3 separate regions of the Homo sapiens genome follow, and all the other regions are linked to region 2. Evidence: chromatin contacts called from ENCODE Hi-C or POLR2A ChIA-PET data. All regions are on one chromosome and are shown on one strand. The core of a region is the stretch at or near the end of the contact, and the rest is flanking DNA. Distances in the headings are between cores, read along the strand shown. Region 1 overlaps SDCCAG8 (SHH signaling and ciliogenesis regulator SDCCAG8). Region 2 overlaps AKT3 (AKT serine/threonine kinase 3). Region 3 overlaps SDCCAG8 (SHH signaling and ciliogenesis regulator SDCCAG8).

Region 1 (4,795 bases), core at 473-2,972, 310 kb before region 2:
TCTAAAGCCACACTGCAGGATTGTTATGGGAATTAGAATTGTGTATATAGATACGCATACATACACGTATCAAGTGCCTAGCACAGTGCCTGACACATAGTAATACACAGTAGCTGCTATTATTTTCACTGGTGGCATTTTTAAGGGTCTTGACTGGTAATTTGGGTATCACTTTACATAGCTATTGTCTTTGCCAGGGAAAGTCTGACTGTCATTTTCCGACGGACATAAGTCTATGCCACAATGAAAGCCTTTTTAAAACAGCCAGATCAGGAAAATGTGGATCTAGTTGTATTTTGTAACTCTGATGAATTAAAGCAGGCACCTACTCTAAGTTTACAATTTGACTCAACCAAGGCCTGGCAAGTAGTAAACACTTGATAAATTGTTACTTACTATTTTTAAAACTCTCAAGCGCCCCTAAAACTTACGAAAAGTGCATTTTGTGTGCCTCACAAGAAGGTAGTGAATAGGACAAATTTTGATTTTAGGGTTGTTTGTTCTTAATTTCTTTTAGTTCCAGTTTCATTTCTCCCTGGCTTCTTACTATGACATTTTCAATAACTCATTCATGTTAAGTTTTACATTCCATTTTGATGTTACCTTCTGCTTTGAAACCACCTATAAAACTTGAAGGGCTTAAACTGCTTCTTTTAAAATACAAATTATTAATGTAGTAAACTCTGAAGAAGCCCTCCAGGAGTGTGCCTCTGCATACCCCATGCCAAACTATTGGGATAAATAATTTTCCCTGTGCTTTGAGGTAAGGAAAATCTTGGAGTTTCTAAAGTTTTGTCATTGTGGAAACTCAGTCTCCAAATTTATACTTATGCAATCCATATGGTAATTTTGGTCCAGCTTTTCCTCAGAGTATTACAGTAAAATTCTTCTTGAAAAGTAAGTGTATTTATTTTGTATTGAGCAATAATTAAGACATATTTTTCCTTCCTCTGTTACTAGCAACATTACTCTAAGAGTCTTGTTTTTCAAAATACCAACTAAACAAATAGATTCCTACCATTTAAAACAAGATTTTAAACTCACAGATCTAGTCATTTGACTGAAGCCCATGCAGAATGACGGGAAAGCTGAGAGCATGGGCTCGGCGTGCACGTACGCCCTTACTCTCTGCCCCAGCTTCATGCTAGGCTGCTCTGTTGCTCTGTGAAAATGTTTTGAAATGGTACCTCCGTGTGTGTGTCTGTTGTATGTGTTTTCTCCCCAAGGAGACCGTAAGTCGCATTATGGCAGTGACGACTGCTTCTGTTTTCTGGAAGCCTCCATAGTGATTAGCACAGTAGTTTGCGCGCTCTGTGTACTCCACACTGCACGTAGTGGTGTCTGTAACCCCGGGGTTTGTGAATGGCACGTCCCATTTTAAAACTTAAAATGAACTGCCGATTCTGTGCATGTTGTATAGCTTGTTTTTGACCATCAGGCAAGAGAATTAATTCCATTTTGCTTTTAATTGGCACCAGGCAGACATTCTGGCTGATTTTAGTTGAAGCTCACATAAACTTTCGCTATCCTTCCTTCTGTATTCCCCAGTACTCTGAGAGCTTATTATAGTTATGGGGTTGTTTTTTGAAGGAGGTAAACGGAGCTATTTAAATATCTTCGGTACAACTGTGATTTTTCTTTATCAAAGTGAAGGAAGTGTTCTCTCTCCCCACGCGCTTAGATGAATCAGCAGTAAAACGTTGCAGTGCGGTTTGCAGTGCTATCTAACACCTGGCCTGGGAGAGCTGGAAGGATTGGGTGCTGGCAGGGAGTGAGCCTCTGCCAGCCACAGAGTGGAGAGAAGTGTGTGCTAGGTTTTAGCTTCCACCTCTTGCACACTGAAAAGAACAGGATAGAGCATAGAACCAGGGTCTATGTGGTTTTGCTTCTTTCTTTTCTGTCATTGTCACTTTCTGGGTTGTGAGGCTTGTGGACTGATGTCTAACACTGCCCATTGTGTATTTGTGATTTGCGTTTTGTAATTAAGAGGAACAATGGGAGTCCATGGGGTCTCGTTATATATAATGGTTGGTTTAATTTGTTTCACTTCTATCTTGTTAATTGTAAATTGATCATTAAGATTTGAATTCTAATCTGTCACCAGGGTTGTGAGTATTGAGGCTAGAGCAATGATCCCGGTTTTAATCACTGATGATGAGAAACAAATTTTATAATTTTGGTACATATTGCAGTTCATATATTTTAACACTATACTTTATGGTGTTATAAATATTGTTAAATGACTTTTAGTGTAGTTTTACTGTGTGGACTATAATGTGTAAATTATATTACTGTTTTGGCAACAGTAGGTATCCAACTGTGTGAGTTTAATTGAGGTGAAGAACACACACCCGGTTGAACTGTTTTTTTCCTTTGCATGTTTAGATGATGTTAGGTTGGGATACTATAAAAATTATATTTTCTACAAGAGGAGACTGATATTGGCCTCTGCTAATTGTTACCAAAAGTCAAACTAGAACCTAAAAGAATAAAAAATTAAGATATTGTATTTCCCTTTGAAAGCAATTATCATTTTAATCCGAATTATAGTAGTAAAATATATTTCATGCAAATGCAATTATGCAACATAACTGGTATATAAAAATACAGGGGAAAGTTCATGCTTCTGTAAAGCCAGAAATTGCCTGAATTTTCTATGAAAATGGATTAGAGTCAATTATCCTTTTATATGACACAGGATAATCATGCCAGAAATGTATCTCCTAACTAACAGAAAACTTGTAAGTTTACTCTTTGAGCTTTGCAAACTACTAGTTCTAGGAACATATCGTGAGCTGCAGACAGAAAAAGGATGATGTGCAGGCATATATGTCAAATTTTTATTGAAAAATGGAAGTTGGTAGGCAAATTACAATTATAAACAAAGAAAAAAACAAAAATGTGAAGCAGAAAAAAAGATTGTTGCAATACACACTTGATAGTGATGTGTACTTTATAAATAACATTTATATTTTTGGGATTATGTAAGACATCCTCAATGCAGGGAATTTGGAAAATACAAAGAAGAATTAAGGAAAATTTCCTGTGCCACTACCAGCTAGAGATAACTATTCTTACCTCTGATATATTTCCCTTCAGTCATTTTTCATGTGTATGTCTGTGTACATTTATAGTGTGATTGAGATTATACCGTATATACAGTTTTGCGTCTGCTTTTTCATTTGATATCTAATGAACATTTTTCTATATCAGTAAATACTCTGAAAACAAAACTTTATTAAATGATTTGCGTGTATAAGAATTATTAGGCTTTTAAGATGCTTCCAATTTTTAACCGTTTATGAATAATAATACAACAAAAACTTTGTACCTAAATCTAAATTTTTGATTGTTTCCTTAATTGCTGGTCCAAGACGATTAATCCTTTTAAGGGTGTTGATGTGTTTTACCTTGCTGAAGTACTACACTAACTTCTAATAACTGTATATGTAGCCATATTAGTAAATAACATTACAAAGAAGTGAGATTTTTTTAAAAAAGCATGAGAGGCAATATTGCACAGGTGGGTGGAACCACCCCTTTAGAGGTGGACTAAGTAATATCTGGGCTTGACTACTTGGATGACCTTAGGCAAATTATTCAACTTCATGTTTACCTCACAGAGAAAAGAAAAGAAACCCTTACAAGTACCTTATAGGATTAATTGAGATCATGAATGTAAAGGATGGATTTCACTGTTTGTTATACGGTGGCATGCAGTAAATATTTGGTGGTAGTATCTGGTTTTGTTGTGCTATTTTTTGAATAATAGTGAAATTGAATATGTTATAAATGGTATTGATCATTTGTGTTTCTTCTGTAGATATTTTCAATATTTCTTATACTTTTTAATTGGAATTTTGATGGAGAGTGCAGTTAGTGTTTCATTAAATTATGCTTTTAATGTTTGTCTTATTTTTGTAAATAATTTCCTGTTGTTTACATTGATTTTAATTAATAAGCTTTATTTTTTAGAGCAGTTTTAGGTTCACAGCAAAACTGGACAGAAAGTACAGAACTCCCATATATTCCCTGTTCCTTCCACACACAACCTCCCCCACCAGTGACATCTACATTTTGTTTTATTATGATTTTTTTCAAAATCAGAATGAATTTATTTAAAACAAATAAAATACATATCTATTTTAAAAATTTAGAAAGTATGGAAAAGGATGAATACAGAACAGAGAAAACATTCCTGATCCTACCATCCAGAAATAACCAATATTAATAGTTGGTATGCATGTCAAAATATTTTTCTAAATTATAAAATGAAATCACATTACACATGCTGACTTTTAATGTTTTCTCTTTGTTACTAATATGTCACAGTTTTAGATCAATAAATATCACTTATAAATAGCCACATTATCAGAATAATAAGTAACATAACCAAGCTCCTGTTGATAGATTTCTTGGTTAAGTTTCCAGATTATGGGTTGCAAAGAAAGGTTGTTTCTAGAAACAATGCTACAATGAATACTCTCACACAAACCTATGATATATTTTAAATGTGATTTTTTTATGCATAAAAGTTTTGTATTTTTATATTGTAAAATCTATTTTTTTCTTTGTGATTTTTCTTTTTAAAAGTGCCTTTTGCTTGGAAAGTGCCTGGGAAAAGATCAATGTTCTGCATTTTTTTCTAATCTGGTTTAAGGATTTTTTTTCTTCTTTTGAAATTTATTTTAGTGCATGGTATGATAGGAGATACTAATCTTGGAAGGGATACCAGATCAAAAATTTATCATAACTGCCTCTAAATTCTTTTGTATTGTATGTGATTCTGAAAGGA
Region 2 (4,772 bases), core at 769-3,268:
GACTAGGAAAGCTACTGGCCTTTTTAAAAGGTTAGTTCTCATAAAGGCCTAGTGCAGGCAGCTCTGGAATTTCATGCCTCCAACATTAATGTCTGGAATTTCATACCTCCAACATTAATGTCTAGTATGCTGGTGGGTGCTACTCATCTTTTCAAATCTGTTTTAATTATTCTGTTGCTGGGCATTTTAACAGATCTTAAGTTTGATAAATTTAGAATTCCAACTGGAGGTTAACCCACGCCCCAATATGTAAGCCAAATCCATTTCAATTATTTACGAAAGGCAGATAATATCAGAACAAGACTGATTATTTAGGTATTAAAGGATGTATAAGTAAATTCCAGTGGTGAAATCTGGAAAAATTATCTGGATGAAGAGTCAGGTGTTTTTTAACGTGTGGGAAAAAGTTGTGGGGTTAATATTATTTGATCTGCTTACTAAATATAAAAATATTTTACACCTATAAAGTGAACTCAATTAATGCAGGGAACAATCTAAAATATGGCAAATATTTAATATGGTTGTTTGGTAATATTTAAGTTCAGTTTCTATAACTTACAACAGGTAAATTCTCAAAAGAAGTTGTCAATTTTCTGAAAATCTCAGTCTGTGGTTGCTCAACTTAGCAACCAATATTCTCTTTTTCAACCCAAAAGAAAGTTAACATTTATCTATGAACAAGCACTCAGTCCCACAGCCATGAGAGTTGTCAAAATAACAGGAAGAAAAATGGACCAAGGATATATAAAGCTGAAAATGGGTCAGAATGCTCAAATTAAGAATCAAACTTATGTTTTTATTTTTCTTGCTTTTTCTTGCAAGCCAGGGCATCCTCATGAAAAAACAGGTAAGAATTTGGCAAGAATAGGGATAGAAAGCAAAAAGAAACTTGTTTTCCCAAACATCTGGCATCCTTCAACAAACTCTGGCAATGAAAAGTCAAAGCAAAGCAGATAAGATTCTGCCAATCACCTTCTACTTAGGCAGTGGCAATAGGTGGCCTAGCCAAGGCTCCCTGCCTGAGCTGAGAAGAGATGTCAGTATTGTGGTAAAGCCCACCTCCTTGGTCTTCAACAGATTCCTTCCATACCCCCAGGTTATGACAGAAAATGAGCAATTCACACAAGCATAAATGTGAAACATTAACATTTAAAAGGAGCCTAACCTACATAATAAGTGCTGAGGCTGAATACACATTGTGGGTCAAAATCAGGACAAGGCAGCTCAACATGGCATCTGTTAAGGGAAGAAAAATAAAGGGCAGACAAAAGACAACATTTAATCCTAGGTTCAACCTTCATAAATCAGCATACAATACCAAAAGTAAGTTAGTTGATTGATTGATTGATTGATTGAGACAGGGTCTTGCTCTGTTGCCCAGGCTGGAGTGCGATGGTACAATCTCAGCTCAACACAGCCTTGACCTCCTGACTCAAGCAATCCTCCCAAGTAGCTGGGACTTCAGGCATGCACTACCATGCGTGGCTAATTTTGTTCACTTTTTGTGGAGATAGGGTCTTGCTATGTTGCCCAGGAAGGTCTAGAACTCTTGGCCTCAAATGATCCTCCCACCTCAGCCTCCCAAATTGCCAGGATTACAGGTGTCAGCCACTGCTCCCAGCCCCAAAAGTTTATTATTATAAGGACTCTTACTCTTCATTGTAATTTATAGGCTGAAATTGCAAAACTGAAAACCCTATTCTTGCAACAATAACTTGAGGTATTTAGAACTCATGACACCAAGTTTCACATCCTCTTTCTTAAGTCTGCAGAAAAGGAACCTCCATCCTTATAGTTCAAAGTCTTTCTAGCAAAGAAAAAAAGAGAACCAAGAAAAAAAAGCATCATAACTATTTTGTAAGTATCAAACTAAAAAATTTGATATAATCTTAGTTTAAAAAAATAATTATAACACTGATTTGATATTTAGGCATAGAGGGATGTTGGTGTTTTATAAGAATTGACCTGACTATAAGCAGCACTCAGCTACATCTCTCAAAAATAAGGGAAAGCCATTTTAAGAGCTTGAAGTAGTATGTTGTAGTCCTATGACATTAATAGTTTAACAGAAACCACATACAACTTGAAGACTAAAACTATCAACTCCCTAAACAACTCACAGTGTACGTTAACATGACTTGACTATTCAGGGAGAGCCTCACCCTGGCAAACGGTTTGATTGTTCATCACAGCAAACTCCTGAAACACGCATCAACGATTCAATAGAAAGCCCCAACAGTATGTAAGATTTTTTGAATCCCTTGCTGTTGCATAATGGTCATCATCCAATTTTAATCAAACACACACACACACCCAGTATTCACTCAACCTCAACCAAACTTTGATTCTCAGTACATACTATCCTTGCTTTCTTCCCTCCAAGAAACCGCCAAAGTTCTAACCAGGTGGTGTACTCCCTTTCTGTGACAGGCAATAAACTCTATCTATAGGTTGTGAGGGAGACACTTGGGCAGCCAGCACTTGATACTATGCCAGCTGTAAGTTTTAATCATTCAGGAATATAGTGCAAAGAGTACTGTGAACTTATGGTGTGCTAATGCATCATACTAGCAATTGTGAATTTAGATCATAAACCTTTGTATTTCACCTAAAACTTTATGGGAACAGATAGGACAGGACAGGCAATCCCAATGCTTTTGTAGAAAAACTGTCTGGTCATATGCTGTCAGTTCTTCACGATTTCAAAGAATAACCACTTGAAAGAAAATTTTCAAAAATCTAAAGACTTAATAAAACTAAGATCAATGAGTTTTAAAGTACGTGTCATTAAAAGCACAAACTCATTTGCAGTCTATGGACTCTAAGGCAAGAGTCATATGCCAGACATCCCAGAAGAGGTAAAAAGTTATTAGAGACAAAAAGGACTTCAGGGAAACTTAGTTTTTCCTTAGGGAAAGGAGTCCTCCATGGAGTCACATGGCCCTCCAATAAGTAGGCATCAGGTAGTGTATCAAGAACTGATACAAGATCAGAAAGGAAGAGCCAATGAGTTAGGAGAAACCAAGGTTGGGTTTCAAGAATTGAGTTGCTACTTGTGCTGAATGATATTAAGAGATGGAGAAAAAGAAAGAGAAAAATGTTCACGCGGATGTCAATGATTTTTACTAGACTCTTCAGAGGAGTAAGAAATCCAAATAAACTAGAGTTTAGGGCAGAAAATTAACTACAAGGTGAGAATATGAAAGATGCCAGTGTGGACAAACCATGCAATAAAATTTTATTAAAAGAGAAGCAGAAATAGAGGCAGTAGCAGAATGGGAAGCAATATGTCAAGAGGGGGCTTTTCTTTTTAGGATGGAAGATACTATTGCACCTTTATATGCCGGTGTGAATGATAAAGCAGAGAGGGAGAGACTGGTAATACAAGAGAGGTAATGATTTGAGATTTTGAAAAGATTAAAAGGGTGGAATTCAAAATACTAGTGAAAATAAGAGCATATGCACTGAGTTTAAAGCATGAGAATATGGTGAGAACATAAATGGGTACAGCCTTTCCAGGAAAAAAATCAAGTACCTCATAGATTATAAAGAGACATGAAAGTAACCATATCCTTTGAGCCAGTAATTTCACTCATAAAAATCTACCTTAAAAAAAGATCTGAAATCTATCTTAACTGTCTAATGATCAGGGAGAACTGTTAGGTAAATAATTATAAAATGCTATTAAAAGTCCTTAATGATATGGGAAAACGTTCATAATATTAAGAGAAAAAAAGCAAGATATAAAATTCCAAATGTTGTATTTTAAAAATAAAAATATGTGCATAGACAAAAGATTAAGGAGACATAAAATATTAGTAATATCTCTGGACAATAAATGATAGATTACAGTGTTCTTCTTTATGTATATTTTTCATTTTCCCTAATAAGAATGGGTCACTTTATTACCAGAATAATTTACTTTCATCTTGCCTGTATTTTCCAAGTCTCTCTACTGACACCTTCCTAACAGCTTTAAATATTTGTGTATTTCAGAAATAAAATTGTGATAGTGGCAGGAGGCAGACAAATTCCTAGGCAGATTGGGACAGGTCCCCAGTGAAACCCAACCTTCAGGGCACACACAGCATGAAGCCTGAAAACCTGGCTGCTCCTTCTAGCTGGAATCCACAACCTGGAGGGAGAATTTCCTTTACGCCTTTCAGCCAATGAAATGGTGTTTTTTCCAGGTCCACCCATGGACCACTCAGCACGCACTTCCTCCTGCCCAGGGACCAATCAGCACACACTTCCTCCATTTTGAGCCCATAAAAACCCCAGCTTCAGCTGGACTCAAGGTAAGTAAGGACTACCCTTAGGAGCTGCCCGCTTTGGGTCTCCTCTCTGCTGAGCTGTTCTGCTACTCAGTAAAACTTCTCCACCTTGCTCACCTTCCAGTTGTCCACGTAACCTCATTCTTCCTGGACAAAGGACCAGAATTCGGGACCCACCCAACAGTGGGCATGAAAAGGGCTGCAACACTTTCCTGGCCAACTCACCAAACTGTGGTGGTGACATGCTCCCATTTGCTGGACTGCAGGAGTGAAAAGCAGTGACACTTCTGGGGGCCGAGACATCAGGATTTCCCAAGCCAGGGCTGTAACACTATAGCCTTCCTGCCTTCTGCCTGCATTGGGCAGCTGCCCCATGTGACAGGAAGTGGCAGTGGAGCTGGGCCAGCCTGGGAGCCGCCGGCTGGGGTGAGGTGGTGGGACTGAACAAGCTGAAACCTGCTCCCCCTGCTCGCCGAGCCGCGGGTGGAGAGAATGAGA
Region 3 (4,389 bases), core at 1,508-4,007, 260 kb before region 2:
CCTGATGTTAAGATTTTAAAATGCGGCCAGGTGCAATGGCTCATACCTGTAAACTCGGTGCTTTGGGAGACCAAGGTGGGAGGATCACTTGAGCCCAGGAGTTTGAGGCTGCAGTGAGCTGTGATCATGCCAGTGCACTCCAGCCTGCATGACAGAGGAAGACCCTGTCTCTAAAAGAATTAATTAATAAAAATAAAATGGCTGACAAAGCATTTAGTACAGTAACTGCACATAGAAAGAGCTCAATACATATTGTTTATTGCTTTTGCTATTTTTATTATTGAATCACAATTACCTCATTCATTAGATAGAAGAAATACTTCCTACATAACAGAGCTGGGTTTCAGAGTTGACTGAGCTAACGTATGTGAAAAGTACTTCGTATATGCTCTGAAGCACCCTGTGAAAATAATAATGATTGTATGTTTATTTACTGAGGATCTACTAAGCACCAGTCACTTTATATACTCTCCAATTCTCATAACAATCTTGTGAGAGACATAGTATGATTTTATAGAGCAAATGAAAGGATAGGCTTACAAGGATTTGCTTAGGATCATGCTCAGATTTCGACCCAGATCTATTTTAAATTCAGATTTATCCTTCTACAAAGCCACATATCAATGATGATAACCTTGAGAATTGCTAATAATAGTTTCTTGACTTTATTAACGGTCGAATTGGACTCATATTATCTAGTTTAGGCTGATTTGTCATTTTTTTGAGTAGTATAGCATCCATGGCATGCTTTTTTTGTTAAAATGTATGATTTTGATGAAATGCACTTAATACATCCTCACTCACAAACTTGTATATGTAGCTACCTACAAAAGATATTTGTACCACTAAGCCCTTGGCTATGAAGGCAGTTCCAAATAAAAGAACATGTCAGCAGAGTCCTAGGCAATGGCAGTGTGGTTGAAATATACATGCTGTCCTCAAGGTGAATAATTTGAAGGGCATACTTTTTTGAGTGGATAAATTCTGATTTTTATTATAATTTTCAGTGCTTTTTCAGTCACTCCTCATGTTTTTACATTTCAGTTACATGAATTTTCATTCATATTGTGGATTACAAGTAAACTGAATTTACAATTTGATGCCCCTGCCTGCATACTAATGATAACTAGCTTATTGCTCACCAGCTCACAGTGATCTGCTCAGATTGGCATATTGGACCCTGGGCATATTCATGAGGTAATGTATCTGCCTGCGAGTGCATGTGTGCATCTGGAACCTAGCGTATTGTAAGGAGATAGGCATGGCCTTTTCAGTTTGGTCCCTTCCTAGCTACAGGGCTTTGCGAAAGTGTTGGTTTTTTTTTTTTTTTTTTTTTAGTCTTCTAAGCCTCAGTCTCCTCATCTATTAAACTGGAATAATAATACCTATCTCTCAGAGTTTCTTGGCAAGTAAAGGGGTACTTCAGATAACATGCCCCATACTCAAAATATGTAACTCCCCTTTCCACCCTTCTTTGTTACCAAAAAAAAAAAAGTATAGCAACAGTAGAATATTTGCTTTGTTTTTTCACTGGATCATAGTTCCACACACAAGAAAAACCATGTCTGGTTAACAACACAAGGTCTAAACAGATTTACAAGGAGATCAGATGCTTCGCCTTTCACCTGACTGAGATGAAGCCACCAACGAGGCTGTCCCATGTGTGCAGTGCCTTCTGCCCAGATGTGGCGCAAGTGCTCCAGCTGCCCCGACGGGGCTGGGGCCTCAGAATCCCCCTCACTCCGCCTTTTGGGTTTTTGCTCCTAAAGCATCCTGGCCGTCATCACTCACATGTGCTCACCAGGTTTCGTTTCTAGTTCAGAGGAAACCCATACTTTTCACCTGTGTCTTTTGATCCCTGGCCTGATGGAATATTTTTCTAATGCCCCCACTTTTCCCAACTGCTCTAAGTTACAAATGGCCAGATTTCAGTCATTAGGAGAGTAGAATTTTTTTTTCCTTTTCCTTTTTTTTTTTTTCTTTTTTTTGCAGCCTGTCTCACTGGGGGCTGGATTCCAAGGAAGCAGCCCGTGCACTCACAGGCCAGGGGAGCCAGGATTTCAACGGTGTCAACAATCTTTGCTCATCACACCAAAAAAGCCCTGTGTCGGTGCCGACTCATTAGCATACAGCCGTGCTGTGCTTGCTAACAAAGCAGGCTCTGGGTATCTGCTAGTTTCTCAGCTTGTCTGTCTTCCTTGACCGAAAAGAAGAGAAGAAATAGATTCAGGCAAGGGTGCTGTCCCCCTCCTGTGGCAAGACAGCATCACAAGGATTCCCAGAGAGAGCGAGCTTTGAAGTGATTTTAAAGTCACCATCCTTGGGAGAAAGGAGACTGTCCACCCTTTGTTTTTCTCATCTTCTTCTATAGCATCAACAAGCAAAAGAAAAATCGCTATGTTCTCTAGTTAAAAATGATCGAGCCCTGAATACTTCCTGGTCATCTCTTTCATAGTTGTTGTTGTTAGAGTGCATAAGAAGAAATATCTGTATAGGCAGAGGTACACAAGCATGCTCTCCCCTCAGTCTGTCTCTCGATCCCTCTTTTGTTGGGGGATGGAGGGAAGAAGAAACGTACAAGCAGATGTGCTGCTAGATCTACAGGCTTCTGCCAACCATATGGCATCTTAAGGAAAGATGGTTGGAGCGTCTGGATTAGCAGAGTCGGGATGGGAAGCCATGTGTCGTGTTGGTACAGGCAGTTGTTTGAGCTCTCTCTAAATGGCTTCAGGAGATTGTGTAATGGAACAAATGGTCCTGCGAGCCCAGGAACAGCCTTGCCGCTGCTGGAGAGGCAATTGGCCCTCGGGCGGGTACTGCTTCCCTTTTTTCCCCCAGTATTATGTATTCTTCATTTAATGTTCTTCGAACTCTGAGACTTGACTCGGAACTTTTCAACTTATTACGCTCGTGGGTTCTGTCTGCCTCTGTGTCTGCCTGAACTCTACTCTGTCCCTAATCTGGTAATTAATAATGCCCCAGTCCTCTTCTGTGTCCTCTCCCTCGGCCCTCCACGGGGGGTCCAGGCTCAGCAGGCCAGCTTTTCGTGCCTCTTGACAAAGGCCTTTTCGGAGGAGGCTGCCCTGCTATCAGGGGTTGGGGGGTGGAGGGAGGATGATGTATCCACCCATCAGAATTCCCAGAAGCCTCAGGAGATGGAAAATCTTTCATTTCTTAATGAGTTAACTGGGAGTTTTACGTCGTCCTAGGTGTTAAGCACATGAGAAATATGTAGCATCACTATTTTGGACCTCATGTGTGGCATTAAAAAAAATTATTCTAATTTCATACTAGTGAAAGCATTGGACTATTAGGTCACAGGTGCCATTTACTCAGCAATTTGAGACCTCAGGATTCTACTCTCTAATACATAATTTAAATACTGTATGAATATACTGTAAATTGGAGAACTGAAACACTGTGAGGCTGGCAACACATGGGCAGTATTTCAACTGTGGTCAGGTTCTCAGGCCATTCTTATTTTGGGAGGCTGGAGGCGGGAGAAGCAGTGAGACCTCACAACTAGAACAGATCTGGTGAGTTTCTTCTCATAGGAAGGCTCTTTGGACATTTCAGCTGCCTTTTAGGGCAAACAGATCTTGTTTTGTTGATGTTTCAGGGTCATGGCACATGCAGTGCAGTGTCTTTAGCTGCTGATATAGTTAGGTCTGCCTCCTCTCTGGGGTAGATAACAAAGCCTGAGGCTCCAGGTGTGTCATACATTGTGCTTAATGGAAGATAAAATGGCTAGTTGATTCAGTCAAAGAACCTGTCCATTTATCTGACTAAATCATCAAACCAGTTTGAATTAAGTCATCAGCTTGAGTCCCTGAGAGTAGCTGGTCAGTACCTGGTGGGCATTTTTGTTTGTTTGTCTGTTTCTAAGTCCAGGGCTGGAGAAAGAGGTCAGTACCTGGTCTGTGCTGCACACCATGGGGGCAGAGTGCCCTTCCTCCTTTCTCACAGGCAATGACCCCAAAAACGGAAGCAAGTAAGAAATGCAGCATCCAGGTTAAAAATGAATTCACTTATGGTCAGCTGTGTCCAGGCTGAAAATGAGTCACCTATGGTCAACTGTGGGAAATAGGAAGCTGTCATGCCTACTGCAGCTTCCCTCAAAGGTACTTCGAGCAATGAAAATACATTCTAATTTATTTGCTGTGGAACAATGCAAAGGCTTCCTCAAAAAAAGAAATGAAACCTGGAGAATGTGTGACTGAACTCCAGCAGGAGAACAGGACACAAGTCTAGAAATCTCAAGTGTCTTCAAACTGTTATTATTTTTATGGATTTGTGACTCCAGCAAACAACTTTTACTATCTTAAACAAGGTCATCTGAAAATCACTTGAAGATTGTTACCAAATTCCTTCATAAATATTTTCTACAAA

Evidence for each region. Hi-C counts contacts between places; a loop is a spot of excess contacts on that map. ChIA-PET counts read pairs that join two places held with the same protein, here RNA polymerase II (POLR2A). Pooled maps may share reads with other maps.
Region 1: a loop to region 2 is called in a pooled map, with 1.9 times the contacts of the local background. The contact joins two enhancer-like sites. A Hi-C loop is called at or near these places in 1 of 37 single-sample maps with no recorded cell type and 2 of 50 pooled maps. POLR2A ChIA-PET finds 5 or more read pairs at or near these places in 1 of 52 experiments (activated CD8-positive, alpha-beta memory T cell).
Region 3: a pooled map shows a loop between it and region 2 (4-fold over the local background). The contact joins two enhancer-like sites. A Hi-C loop is called at or near these places in 1 of 168 maps with a recorded cell type or tissue (dorsolateral prefrontal cortex), 2 of 37 single-sample maps with no recorded cell type and 2 of 50 pooled maps. POLR2A ChIA-PET finds 5 or more read pairs at or near these places in 3 of 52 experiments (BJ, WTC11 and activated naive CD4-positive, alpha-beta T cell).

The regions. Positions count from the first base shown.
Region 1 is chr1:243,420,254-243,425,048 of GRCh38, forward strand. All of the region lies in intron 15 of SDCCAG8 (SHH signaling and ciliogenesis regulator SDCCAG8), which reads left to right. Among named protein-coding and RNA genes, the nearest start is that of MIR4677, 76 kb to the left of the region's middle. Within about 2 kb of position 1,723, at least 9 of the 41 ENCODE cell types and tissues checked have a DNase peak (open chromatin) inside an H3K27ac peak, as active enhancers do.
Region 2 is chr1:243,725,958-243,730,729 of GRCh38, forward strand. The region is part of intron 2 of AKT3 (AKT serine/threonine kinase 3); the gene reads right to left. Among named protein-coding and RNA genes, the nearest start is that of AKT3-IT1, 66 kb to the right of the region's middle. Within about 2 kb of position 2,019, at least 3 of the 41 ENCODE cell types and tissues checked have a DNase peak (open chromatin) inside an H3K27ac peak, as active enhancers do.
Region 3 is chr1:243,468,516-243,472,904 of GRCh38, forward strand. All of the region lies in intron 16 of SDCCAG8 (SHH signaling and ciliogenesis regulator SDCCAG8), which reads left to right. Among named protein-coding and RNA genes, the nearest start is that of MIR4677, 120 kb to the left of the region's middle. Within about 2 kb of position 2,758, at least 3 of the 41 ENCODE cell types and tissues checked have a DNase peak (open chromatin) inside an H3K27ac peak, as active enhancers do.